2 separate regions of the Homo sapiens genome follow, and region 2 is linked to region 1. The links are chromatin contacts, found by Hi-C in ENCODE. All regions are on one chromosome and are shown on one strand. Each heading gives the region's core, a stretch centred on a gene start or an enhancer-like site at or near the end of the contact. The rest is flanking DNA. Distances are from core to core; before and after follow the strand shown.

The links. Hi-C counts contacts between places; a loop is a spot of excess contacts on that map.
Region 2: a loop to region 1 is called in a map of Right ventricle myocardium inferior, with 16 times the contacts of the local background. The contact joins the enhancer-like site here to the promoter of RABL2A in region 1. A Hi-C loop is called at or near these places in 1 of 168 maps with a recorded cell type or tissue (Right ventricle myocardium inferior).

The regions. Positions count from the first base shown.
Region 1 is chr2:113,624,879-113,631,498 of GRCh38, reverse strand. RABL2A (RAB, member of RAS oncogene family like 2A) reads right to left here and starts at 4,233. Exons shown (of 9, transcript NM_001306158.2): 1 at 4,099-4,233; 2 at 2,786-2,945. The coding sequence starts at 2,892. It also overlaps the pseudogene RPL23AP7. RefSeq lists a silencer at 4,164-4,473.
Region 2 is chr2:113,672,991-113,679,610 of GRCh38, reverse strand. LINC02936 (long intergenic non-protein coding RNA 2936) reads left to right here. Exons shown (of 3, transcript NR_186169.1): 3 at 1,828-1,909. Among named protein-coding and RNA genes, the nearest start is that of LINC02936, 28 kb to the left of the region's middle. Within about 2 kb of position 3,522, at least 4 of the 41 ENCODE cell types and tissues checked have a DNase peak (open chromatin) inside an H3K27ac peak, as active enhancers do.

The DNA of each region.
Region 1 (6,620 bases), core at 2,984-5,483:
CACTGGTCACTGGTGGCCTAAGCACAACTCCCTCAGGATAATGAGAGCTTGGGACCCAGGGAGTCACATGGTGTGACCTTTCTGCTTGTAAGTTTCCCCCATCACTCTAGTCTGTACTCACACCATGTGGCCTTAGTTTTGGGTGGGGGGGGTGTGCCTTTGCCCTCTTTGCACAACGATGATAGGCAATCATTAACGGTAATGGAAGACCCTAAAGGCCAAGTTAGACAGCTATCAAAGAAAAAAGACAACACATCTGGACCTAACTACTCTTAAAGATGGAATCAGAAAGCCACGTCTTGTTGGCTGGGTGCGGTGGCTCACACCTGTAATCCCAGCGCTTTGGGAGGCCAAGGCAGACAGATCACTTGAGGTTAGGAATTCCAGACCAACCTGGCCAACATGGCAAAACCTCTGCTAAAAATACAAAAAAATTAGCTAGGCATGGTGGCGCATGCCTGTAATCCCAGCTACTCAGGAGGCTGAGGCATGAGAATTGCTTGAACCTGGGAGGCGGAGGTTGCAGTGAGCCGAGATTGCCCCACTGTACTCCAGCCTGGGTGACAGAGCAAGACTCTGTCTCAAAAAAAAACCAAAAAAACAAAAAAACACCATGTCTTGTTATTAAGCAGTATGATCACCTGGGGTCAAAAGAAATCTGGTCGGGTGCAGTGGCTCACACCTGTAATGGCAGCTCAGGAAGGTGGCATGTGCAGGAGCAAAGGAAAAGCCTTCCACAGGAGGCAGTGCCCAGGTCTGAGGTCACCTGTTCACAGGGGGTAGGGGAGCTGTCATCAGAGCCCACCAACAGAGCCCTGAGTGGAATCAAGAAGCATGAACATGCTGCATGAGAAAAAAAAAAAAAGGCACCTTAAAGAAAGCCTGGTGACTGGGGCTGCTACCGTGGTAAATTTCTGAACTCTGCAAGAAGGCCGCACTGCCACAACATTGCTATCTAGAAATGAGGCCGTGTACAACTGACGCCCTTCAGATATGATGAACACAAGTGTTAACTTTTTTTTTTGAGACAGGGTCTTGCTCTGTCACTAGGCTAGAGTGCAGTGGCACAATCATAGCTCACCACAGCCTGATGTGTCAACCTCTTAATGGGTGTTTTAGCCCAACCGAGTTTAGATTCATAGGTTAGAGATACTGAAAATTGGCAGTAGTTCTTGAGTCCAATCAAAACTGAACCACAGTGTTCTCATGCACTCACCTTCCCTCAGATGCACTGTTTCCATCATGGTCTTTGTATCTGGGACAACCTTTTGCCTGAGATACTGCTAGTGGATGAAGACTGGCTTGTTTTCTAATTGTTGTGTCTGTGGAGGCCAATGTTATGGTAATCTTTGACGTCAAGTTAACTACTTGGATTCTTATTTTTTGTTACTGTTTGAAATGAGGCATATAAAGAGACTAGCATTGAACTTGGGAGCTGGGTATACCAAGATACATTCTCCGAAAGCTCTGTTTGTTATTAAAGTGGCAATTTGCTCTACACCTGCCTGCCATTTCTATTCTTTGTTGTTTTAAACTTGAGTGGGGATAAAGGGGGTATTATTTATTGGGTAACCTTCCCAAACTACAACACCTACCCTCACTTTTACTGTACAGGCGTGCTGTTGAGGATGGTCAAAGTAACTATAAAATACTAAACCAGAGGCCGGGCGCGGTGGCTCATGCCTATAATCCCAGCACTTTCGGAGGCTGAGGTGGGCGGATCACGAGGTCAGGAGATCAAGACCATCCTGGCTAACAAGGTGAAGCCCCGTCTCTACTAAAAATACAAAAATAAAATTAGCTGGGTGTGGTGGCGGGCGCCTGTAGTCCTAGCTACTCGCAAGGCTGTGGCAGGAGAATGGTGTGAACCCGGGAGGCGGAGCTTGCAGTGAGCCGAGATCACGTCACTGCACTCCAGCCTGGGGGACAGAGCGAGACTCCGTCTCAAAAAAAAAAAAAAAATTCTAAACCAGAGCTGCAGTGTGTGATTGTGTGGTGGGGAAGAGAGAGAGAGAGAGAGACAGAGAATTCAAATTCATGGAGATGGCCTAAAAACCAGCAAAGCCCCCAGAGAATTATTCACAGCTACCTGAGTCAAAGGACTTGACTATAAAAATGAAGGTAGAAACCAAGGTGGGCCTGGAGTACTTGGGAGATAAACGTGACCACTTCTCTGGGCAGGGGCAAGTGTACCGTCATGCTATGAAGGCGGAAATGGACATGTGCCCTCAGCAGTCCTAGGCGTGAGAACTAGGACGTCTCATGGAGACAAGCTGGCAGCACGGCAGAGCCTCCCTTCACCTCTCCAGGTGGCATGTAGGCACCGAAATTCATTACAAGAAGAAGCCAGTCTTCACAATGATTATAGTCAATCGTCAGTTCTACCCAGTTTTCTCTATTTCAGAGAGTCCCTCCAAGAAAGCATCTTTACCACCTTTACCCAATCTGTCACGGTGGCATAGTCACTTTTGTCTTTCCATTCCCACTCCCCGCCCTTGCCATCCCTCAGCCCACAAACCACATACAATGTCCTCAGTTGCTCCACACGTTCTCTCAGGGCTCAGAGGAAACATTCAAATTCCTCAGTCCTTATGACCTGCCCCCTCCACCCGACACACACAACGGGTCATGTGATTCCCCTCGTTCCCCCATGAACATCTGGGCTCCAGCCAAGACTGCTCCTTCACCAGCCCCAAGAAGCCATGCTCCTCTGCCTCTGGAGGACTTTTTAAATGACCTGGACCCTCTCTGGGGCTGGTATTTATTCCCTAATCTCCCAACATACTTGGATTTGCCCACTGCGCTGTCTCCCAGGCAGATGATCTTCACGTTGTCATCAGCATCATACTTCCCTTGGTCCAACTCACTCGGTTTGGTTTTGTCTTCTGCCATTGGCTCCTAGCTGTAGAGAGGGGTCCAGCCCAAGGGAGGGGAGGGTATTGTCACTGTCTGGGAAGATCAACAAGAGGCTGTTGTCAGAGATAAGTCCCCTCAACCAAATCTCCAGCTGTACCTCCATCCAGACTGCTTCCCTCAGTGCCAGACTGAGATATGGTATGCAATTGGCTACTAGACTTGGAGTAGCAGAGGATGACACACAGGCATCAGTAATATGTTATACACAAATAGTTAAGTCCTGCGCACCCCAAATGCTGCTCCTCACGTTACCCATTTGCACAAGACATTCACCAGGCATCCAGTGCCAAAGGCTGTGTGCAACATTATGTCTAGCTCTGTTTTACTCTCCTCACACCTAAATATGACTTTGCAGACATTCCTGAGAATGTAACCACAGTCCAGACTCTTAGCTAGGGGGGCACATAGAAATGATATGATGATGAGATAGCAGCAATAGGTGAGCCTTACTGGGCATTCACCATGAGCAGACCTTGCACAGGGTTCAGAGGATGGAAGACACAATGATAGCAGAGTCTACTGTGGTGAGAGCTACGACAGAAGTATGCACACGGGTCAGGGGTAGAAAATACCAACAGGGCCCCCGAGTTTTCCTGACTGTGCCACCACACAGCTACTGCTTCTGCACAGCCAGGGACTTCGCCTTGTTTATCCAGGGAGACAATTCCTGGGAAGTGGCAGATGCCTGGAAAGCATGATGAGGGGTCTGCCCCCTTTCACCTGTACCCTGTAGAGAGAGCGACAGAAAGCCAAATCCAGCTTCATGGCTCCATGCTTGAAGACGTTCTTTCTTTTGTTTAGAGATAGGGTCTCACTCTGTCGCCCAGGCTGGAGTGCAGTGGCGCGATCACGGCTCACTGCAGCCTCCAACTCCTGGACTCAAGCGATCCTCCCTCCTCGGCATCCCTGGACTATAGGCGTGAGCCACCGCTTACGGGCGAAGACTTGCTTGTCGATGTCCTCGCCATCTAAGTGGGTATGCTATCTTTCGATAAATGTTTTTGGCCACCAACCATGTCCAGGCATCGCCAGGCTGCCCGTCCCGCCCCCCACAACAGCCTCGCGAAGCCACCTTTCCGTGCTTCCCCCGACCCGGACGCCCTCTCGCCCACACCGCTAGGGAGGCCTCGGAGGGGCTGTCCCCGCGTGCTAAGCCAGCCACCGGGGCGGATTTGCCCTCACGTGCGGTTCCGAGTGAGGGCTGGAGAGACCAGGGACGCTGCGGGTCGGCCCCTCGGGCCCTGCCGCCAGTCTGGACTCTGCGCGCTCTCGAACCACCCCGCCGGCCCAGCTCGCACCGCAGCGCACTCCACTTCCGGCTCGCCCCGCGTCCTCGCAGCTGCTACGCAACCGCGCAAGGACCCCGAGGGAGGCTGCCCGGCCGAAGGCCTGAAGGACCCCGCCGGGGCGCTGGCTGCCCAGCGCGGCGCCTGGCGGGAGGGCCGCAGGGAGTGCGCATGCGGCCGAGTGCGGGACTGGGGCTCCTGGCTGTGGGTGTGGTACTGAGGCTTCAGCGGGTGCCGCCCGCCTAGAGGGAGTGGAGCGGTGAGCACGTCAGGGGTGGGGGGCGCAGGTCAAGCTTTCACCAGTTTTTAATTCTTTGATGGGGTAAATTTGAGCAATTTTCTCGACTTGTCGACATTCGTTATTAACTGAGCAGGAATCAGGAGAGGAACCCGGTCCTCTCCACACAGCCCAGCAGGTACGCCGCCCATGTGCCTGTGGAGAAGAGAGGTTCCTGTGGGGCAGACAGGTGTGGACCAAGTAGCTGTGAAATTTCTTCTGAAGAAAACACACAAGGAGGAAGCGAGTGAGCTCAGTGGAGGAGGGGCGCTACCCCAGGGGACGTCCCCATGCATGGGCTTGTGAACCTCGAATATGTGAGACGGTCTCAGTCAATTTAGAAAGTTTATTTTGCCAAGGTTGAGGACGCACGCCCGTGACACAGCCTCAGGAGGTCTTGACATGTGCCAAAGGTGGTCGGGACACAGCTTGCTTTTATACATTTTAGGGAGACAGGAGACATCAATATATGTAAGATGAACGTTGGTTCCCTCGGGAAAGGCGGGACAACTCGAAGCAGGGAGGGGGCTTCCAGGTCACAGGTAGGTGAGAGACAAACTGTTGTATTCTTTCGGGTTTCTGAATAGCCTCCGCAAAGGAGGCTATCACATATTAACCTATCTCAGTGAGCAGAGGGGTGACTTTGAATAGATGGGGAGGCAGGTTTGCCCTAAGCAGTTCCCAGCTTTTTTCCCTTTAGCTTAGTGATTTTGGGGCCCCCAGATTCATTTTCCTTTCACAGGCTAGACAGCTTTAGGAACTGAAAGGTTCACGAGGCTGTAACGAAGAGTCGAGTTGCTCCAGGTGAGCCTGGGCCACAACAGCAGGCAGGACCTGGGCGCCCACGAGGGGCTCCTGGGAGGGTTCGGGAAAGGGATGTGTGAACCCTATCTGAGATGGTTTCAGGTAATTTAGAAAGACGTGCACCCGTGACACAGCCTCAGGAGGTCTTGACGACATGTGCCCAAGGTGGTCAGGGCACAGCTTGGTTTTAGGGAGACATGAGACATCAATCAATATATGTAAGAAGTACGTTGCTTCCATCCAGAAAGGTGGGGACAACTGGAAGCAGGGAGGGGGCTTCCAAGGTCACAGGTAGGTGAGAGACAAAGGTTGCATTGTTTTGAGTTTCTGATTAGCCTCTCCAAAGCAGGGAATCAGATATGCACCTATCTTAGTGAGGAGATAGGTGACTTGGAATAGAAAGGGAGGCAGGTTTGCCCTGAGCAGTTCCCAGCTTGACTTTTCCTTTAGCTTAGTAATTTTGGGTCCCCAAAATTTTCCTTTCAGAGAGCCTACGACTAGATTTGCATCTTTACGTCCTGCGCGGAGGCTGCTACACACATGCAGAAGTCATGCTGGTGGCCTGGACATTGAAGGGAGAGAAGTGGATTTGGGAGACATTTAGGAGGTAAGATTGCTAGGACCTTGGTGATAGCTTGGACATGGAGGGTGGAGGAGGAGGGGTGTCTAGCATAATGCTCTTAGGTTACCACCTGGGATATTAGGGAGAGTGAGCAGGCTGTTTTTTGTTTGTTAGGCAGAACTTGGTTTTGCGGTGCAGTAGGGTGCCTGGAGCCGAAAGCCTGACTTCCTCACACAGGCCAGACCCCACATGTGACTGCCAGGCCACTTTGAGGCTGAGAGAGATGGTTTTGTCTGGCCTCTGTCCTGCACATGTTTACGGATGACCTCTGTGTTGGCAGATTTGGGGGTCCGCCAGATAGGATCCTGTGAAGAGACCTCAAAGGTCTTTAGTCCAATCTATAAAACATTTTTATGTTGATTATATCATTTCCACAATCAAAGATGAAGAATATATACAGAGGTGTATTTAGTGAATAAGGTTGATGGTGCACCTGCGCTAGGCAGTGTTTTAGTTCGTTGAGACACCAAGGAGTTGAGACAATCCTTTCTTTACCTCAGAGTTTTGTGTGTGTAAGTCCTGCTGTTGAGAGGTGTGTGTGTTAAAATGTCTGATTTGGGCAGGTGAGATCTGGGCCCTCTGTAAGGTTAGGTAACAGGAGGTTGGTGTCCAGCAAATATTCAGTGCCCCATCAACATCCCAGTTCTTGTCCACCAATCTTCCAATTCTAGGACTGATGCGGAGGCCCTCAGAGCGACTTCAGAGGAGAAGTAGT
Region 2 (6,620 bases), core at 2,273-4,772, 49 kb before region 1:
TTTGATGCTATTTATTTGGGCTGAGATAGGTCTATGGCTGCCTACATGGGCAGCATTTCAGGGGTAGCACACAGGCTTTGAGATCTGGATGCAGCCCTACTCATGTCCGAGCTGCGTGAGCTTCGCAAGTTGCTTTATCCCTCCGAGACCCAGGTCTCGTATCTATAAAACAAGGTTGATGATACTTTGCAGGGTTTTTGTGAAAATTGGAGATAATATGTAGGAAGTATTCAGTACACCCTAAGTGCTATATAATGGTATTATTTAAACACTTCAACAGCATCCATTAATTACCCCTATCTTGGAGGTTTTACTTGAGGCTTAAAAGAAAAAAATATGTAAAGTACCTAGTACATAATAGACCCTTAATAATTGGTAGGCTATTATGTAAATTTCAAGGAATACAGTTATGGAATGGACTTCTTTAAGTGTAATTCTCAATTTGTAGTTAAGAGGCTTAGGTCTTGGATCTAGAGCTAATTAGCTGTGTACTCTTAAGCAAATCACTCTGGGTCTCAGTTTCCTCACTCGAAAATTACATATTTGCACAAATGAGAAGCCAAGATGTCTCTTTTTATAAATTGAAAAGGAAACTTTTTTACAATTAGCAAGGAAGGAGCTTTGGAATACTAGGGAACATTCTAGAAGCCTGGCTTAACACTACTAAGTTAGGGTCATTAAATTTTCAAAATGAATGAATTCATTAGGAATAAGAGAGGAAGAAAAATATGCATAGCCGAGTTAATTCATTCAGATGTGTTAGCTGTGCACCTGAGTCTTGGAGAAATGTCTTGCTCCTCTGAGCTCCTCCAAATGGGATTTTTGATGGAGTCTTACATGTTTTGCTCTCTTCTCACATCAAAACATTCCACGTACTTTGAGTTTAGATTCAGCCCTTCCTCCTGGTATTAAGGAAGCAGTGAATACATCACCATCAACCTTCTTTCTATCAATATGAGAGACCTACCTGCTGTTTTCTTTATTTTTATAAGAAGAACACCTTTTTGCAGCCAAAAGATTCAGCTTACCTTGAAAGAACCTTTCCTCTTAATTAAAAAGCTATTAACGACATGCTCTTTGAGTTAAATATTGGTGTTTGGCGGGGGAGGGGTGGGGGGAGAGGTTGGTGAATGAGAAAGTTCTGCTTTGGGGATTCTGATACAAAAACTATTAAGGGATTACATAGTTGCCTTAGCCCTGCATACATTCTTCATGATTCATTTATTTGTTCTCGTACGCTCAGTGCCTGGCACATAGTACAGGTATCTGCTAAAATGTTTGTCGAATTAGTAAATGAATAAGAGAAATGTCTTTTCATAGTCTCCAATAAGGAAAATACCATAAATAATCTTGAATGTGTTTCTGGTGGATCCTGTTTGAATAGAATTTAACTGGGCAGGGTACGTGGATTTTGGGAAACTGGGTTTAGGAGCAGTCAGGGAAGGGGAGATGCTAGCTTAGTACCTGCTGGGACCTCTTCCTTCAGACAGAAAAGGGATGGCATAGCGTGAGGAGGTTCACAACCCACTGCTGTGGGTGTAGCATTCAGTCTCCAGCCCGAATAAGGCCTGTTGGCCTCCTCCAACCATAGTTGGGAATTGGGTATGCAAGTGTGGGGAGGATGGATAGGAATGGCTGAGCCTTGCCTGAGTTATTGGAAAGAAGCAAAGGTTGCAAAAACAAAAATAAAAACAAAAATGTTGAAACTAAAAATGTGTTTATATGTGGTATGAAGCAAGTGAATGACCCTTACACTTGCATTTGGTACTTGATGCCACTCTTTAAGGATGATGACTTTTCATACTGAAGATGCCCCTTCCTTTCTAGAGGACCAAGAACTTCGCTTTATTCCTGGCAGTGTGCATTGCTCATGGCAGCATGAAAAAAACAGAGTCCTGAGTATGAAGTAGAAAAAAGAATAGACTAGAAGTCATGGATCACTCGGTAAGCTGTGGGGCTTTTGGCAAATTAACCTCTCTGGGGCTCTATTAGAACATCTGCAAAGTGAGGCGTTTGGACTAGCTGATCTTTTTTATTCAGCAACATAAACTAGGCTGGGTGCTAGGCAGTAGGAGCTTGAGTTGAGTCACACACAGTCCTGGTTCACATTCTGGCTGATAAGAGCTGGAAGAGGAGTTAATTAAAAATACCAGCAGACACACAGGAGGGGATAATTCATTCTGTTTGCTAGGGCTTGGGAGCTGATATTTGAAAAGTAGGAATTCTCCAGAAATTTATTAATTTTGTCATCATTCATTCATTTATTCAACAAATGTTGACACTATGGCAACTGTATACAAGGGTGCCTACTTTCTATAAAGAATAGGGAAATAGTTATGAAGAAAGCAGACAAAATCTACTTTCAGTTTAATCTAAGCTGAAGCTGCTAGGGGAGGTTGGGAAAAGGTACTATTAGTTTTAGCTTTGAATGAATATTTAATATTGTTTCATTTCACTCTCCCAGTATACCCACAAAGAAGGCAGTATTCTCACTTTACAGTGAGAAACCTGAGGCCTAGAGGAGTGAAATCATTCACTGACCTCATACTAATAAGTCATAAGGACTCAAGCCCACCCCTGCCTGTGTTCAGAGCGCCAGCATTTACCCGTATTGCAATTTTATGGCAGAAGTGGCTTCCTAGGCCACTGGGTGAGTGAACACTTGTTTCACCTTCCCAACACTCCTTCTTTGAGTAACAGCGCACCTGTTTTCTTCTGGAGAGCTAAGCCCTCCCACTCTCAATTCAGTCCTATAAAGAGGAGCTCTCATCCCTCCTACAGGTGTCAGAGGCGAGGTCATGATGTGAGCTTAATGTATCAGACCACATGTCCTTCTAGGCACAGTAATTGGCCCAACCAGTGATGGGCACAGGACCAAGCTGTACCAATTGGTATCAATGCCTGGACTTTTGCTGGAAATATTGAAAAAGGGTCTTGTTTTTTTCCCTGGAATTGTTAAACTGTAGACTGTAAGCCTAGAGTAGCTGATGTTCTCCAGAAGGGGTGAGGGAGCCTGCCTGAAAATGAAGCTTAATAGAGAAGTATATTAGTTCATTCTCACATTGCTATAAATAAATACCTAAGACTGGATAATGTATAAGAAAAGAGGTTTAATTGGCTCATGGTTCTTCAGGCTGCACATTAAGCACAGCACCAGCATCAGCTTCTGGGGAGATCTCAGGAGGCTTCCAATCATGGGGGAAGGTGAAAGGAGAGCAGGCTTCTCTCATAGTTGGAGCAGGAGGAAGAGAGATAGAGAGTGGGGAGGGAGGTTTTGTTGTAGGACTTTTCCCTTAGTTCAGCTAAGAGCTGGGTTCTTGTCACATGGCCATGAGAGATCAGGCTTGCAGACACTTTGAAGGGTGAGAATAAATGGAAATTATTGGGCAAAAGGGAAAAAAACCCTAACAGGGACCTTCTACAAAGCCAGAACCCTGCTAGTGTGCTTCCCGCCTCGCAGACTGAATCCCACGTTCAGTCTGAATCCCAGGAAGAGGAGGGGCCAGGCTCCTTCCGGCTGCAAACAGCACCAACTTCCCGAGGCTCCACCCCAGTGTGCACCCCTCCCAGTGCGCAGGCCATTTGGAGTTTCTCTGGGGACCCCTTTACACTTGGCTGTCTCGGTTTCATACACTTTTAAATGGCCAGATCTCTCGAGAACTTGCTCACTATTTTGAGGACAGCACCAAGGGGACTGTGCCGAACAATTCATGAGAAATTTGCCCCCATGATTTAAATCACTTCCCACCAGGCCCTACTGCTAACATTGGAGATTATAATTCAAAATGAGATTTGGGCAGTGACACACATCCAAATCACATCAAGAGGAAAGCAGAATCAGAGCAACAATTTCCAGAAAACATTGTTGGAGGCCTTGGATCTAATTTTGCCTGAAACAGGCACTTATTCCTGTGCTTTCAGTTCTATGAGCTAATACATTATTCTTTTTCCTGTTAATGTAGTCTGGGTTATTATTACTTGCAATCTAAGCATCTGGAAGAATAAAGCCTCCAAGAGAGTGCAGAGAATGTTTATTTCTCTTTCTCCCTAGTGTATTCTTCACAGTACCTGCAAAAGTCTCTACCAACTTCACTTAAACTTTTCTTCTTGGAGGTAAACACGACATGGTTTTTTGCTCTGCTGTGTCTCAGAACTCTGTCCCCAGGGTCATATTTCTATAGATGAGGTGATGCCAGGCTTCGCATGCTCAAGTATGGATTGGGCAGCCTCCTTACTGAGTGTTAACCAACATCTCTCCCTCTGTCCTCTCCAGCGCCTCTCTATCCAGTTCTGGCTCATTTTCTCACCATGCTGTGACCCCAGACAAGCTCTGTCTAACACTGAGGATGTCATGCTCAGAGTCTATATGACTGCTCTACAGTGGCAGCATGAATGAAGGCTGAGGATGACGAGAGGGGACAGCTTCTTCCCTGATCCTAGTTTCCAGTAATGTTTTTTCCAGACTCAGAGTCCCAGAATCTCACCTCTGGAGAGCCTGCCAGATGTAGGCTAATCTTTATAAGCTGAGAGTCAAAGGAGCCCTTACTATCTTTTTATTAGGAATGAGAGAGGTTGTTGGGTGCTGCATTTGACTTTACCTGGCCTCACCATCTGTCTCACTGCTGACATCTGGCACCCAGTCTGATTGTTCCGTTTTTTTCATTTAGAACTCCATCCGCCAGGGTCATCGGAGCCCATTTATTCAAGGGAATGGGGTGACTCTTCTGCTTCCTGTTCATGTTTCCTGACTGCTCCCAGACAAACTAGTATCTGAATTGCTAGGTATACCATTGCCGTATGCTAACAGGAGATATCCTCTTTCCCATAACCAGAGCAAAATGATAGGTGTTTTCACTTCATTGGGTCTTTAAGTTTTGCCCAAGAAATGATCCACTTGGGTTTGAGCAGTACCTTCTTTAAACTTATGGCCTATGGAGTCCCAATCAGATAATTATCTGAGGTGCAAGGAGTCCTGCCTGTATTGACTAGCACAGCTTATGCAGGGTCTCCACCTTGACCTTGGATGGTTCGGCATCCTCCTCCTCACCATCAGAAGGGATCTTCCTCTTCAAGCCAAGTCTGGGGTTGAATATTGCAGCAAGTGTTTTATTGTGGGACACCCACAATCATGTGTTGGAGGCTCTTAAGTGTACAGCTCTCAGTAACAGAACCACCAGCCTCAATATTTAAGCAGAGACTTTTAATCTACCGTCTGGAAAGTGTTGGGCATCTGAACTGCACATCCTGGAGACCTGAGGCATTCGGCCCCCAACAACAAAGCACTGTTCAACTTGAGGACATGAATGAGTTAAACATGGGTCTCTATGACATTCTCTCCAACAACCATCTCTTTCCACCTTGATCCCTGCCTGTGTGGTCCTTGAACCAGGGATGAATTTTTCTCTTCTTGCTGTTGTATTCTCTGAGACCAGTCTCAGCTTTTATTAAGAAAGAGCTTTGCGGGCCAGGCGCGGTGGCTCACACCTGTAATCCCAGCACTTTGGGAGGCCAAGCCGGGTGGATCACGAGGTCAGGAGATCGAGACCATCCTTGCTAACACGGTGAAACCCCGTCTCTACTAAAAATACAAAAAATTAGCCAGGCATGGTGGCGTGTGCTGTAGTCCCAGCTGAGGCAGGAAAATCGCTTGAACCCAGGAGTTGGAGGTTACAGTGAGCCAAGATCGCACCACTGCACTCCAGTCTGGGTGACAGAGCAAGACTCTGTCTCAAAAAAACAAAAACAAAAACAAAAAAAAATCAGAGTTTTGTAAAACGCCATTGACAACAAATCCAATTCCAATGCCTGCGTGAGGACATGAGTCTGAGCTCTAGTGGGGCTCCCTGGCAGCATTTGGTCTTGACGAACACCTCCAAAATAAATTCACTCTAGAAGTCTGACATCACTTTGTAAGAATGAAGCCATCCTTTTCAGAAATACTGTGTAGAGAGTAGCTTGCAGATGAAACTCCACAATGCCTGGGAGGGAAGTCTGAATGGAAGATCAGATTAAAAGAGAGTCAGTGGGTCCTAGAAAGAAGGAATCCTGCAGGGTAGGCCATATTCTTTAGTAGAGCTTGATAATAGTGAGGGAGGACACAACTTTTTCTCTGCCCTCTTAATGTTGTGACTGAGACCTATGAATTAAGCTGACAAAAGACAGATTAATAATGGAAAATCATTTAAATTTTATTTGACATTTATATTTGTATGTGGCACAGGAAGGGGGCCTTCATAGAAAAAAAAGTGAAAACCTCAAGGAAGTGGCGAGATTTGGGGGCTTACGGTACCATCATAACAAAGGGCAATAAATTGTGGGGAAGTGACTAGACAAAGAAAAGGCATTTGGGCTTCTAGGGGTGGCAAATTGAGGGGGAAAAACCTAGGAAATATATGGGAGAAATGAATGGACAATAAGGGTTATTTCCATAAGGTTTATTTGTGCAGACTCATGTCAGAGTTGACTTCTTATCTCCAGTGATATTTAAGATGTTGTGCATCCTTCCTAAGTGAGTTAGAAAGGATACAATAAATAGGTGGGTTTTCCTTTCCAACAGGCATTGTTGAAACTCTGAGACTAGTGTCATAGCTCTGCCCCCCTTGACTGGGGCAGAGGTCCAA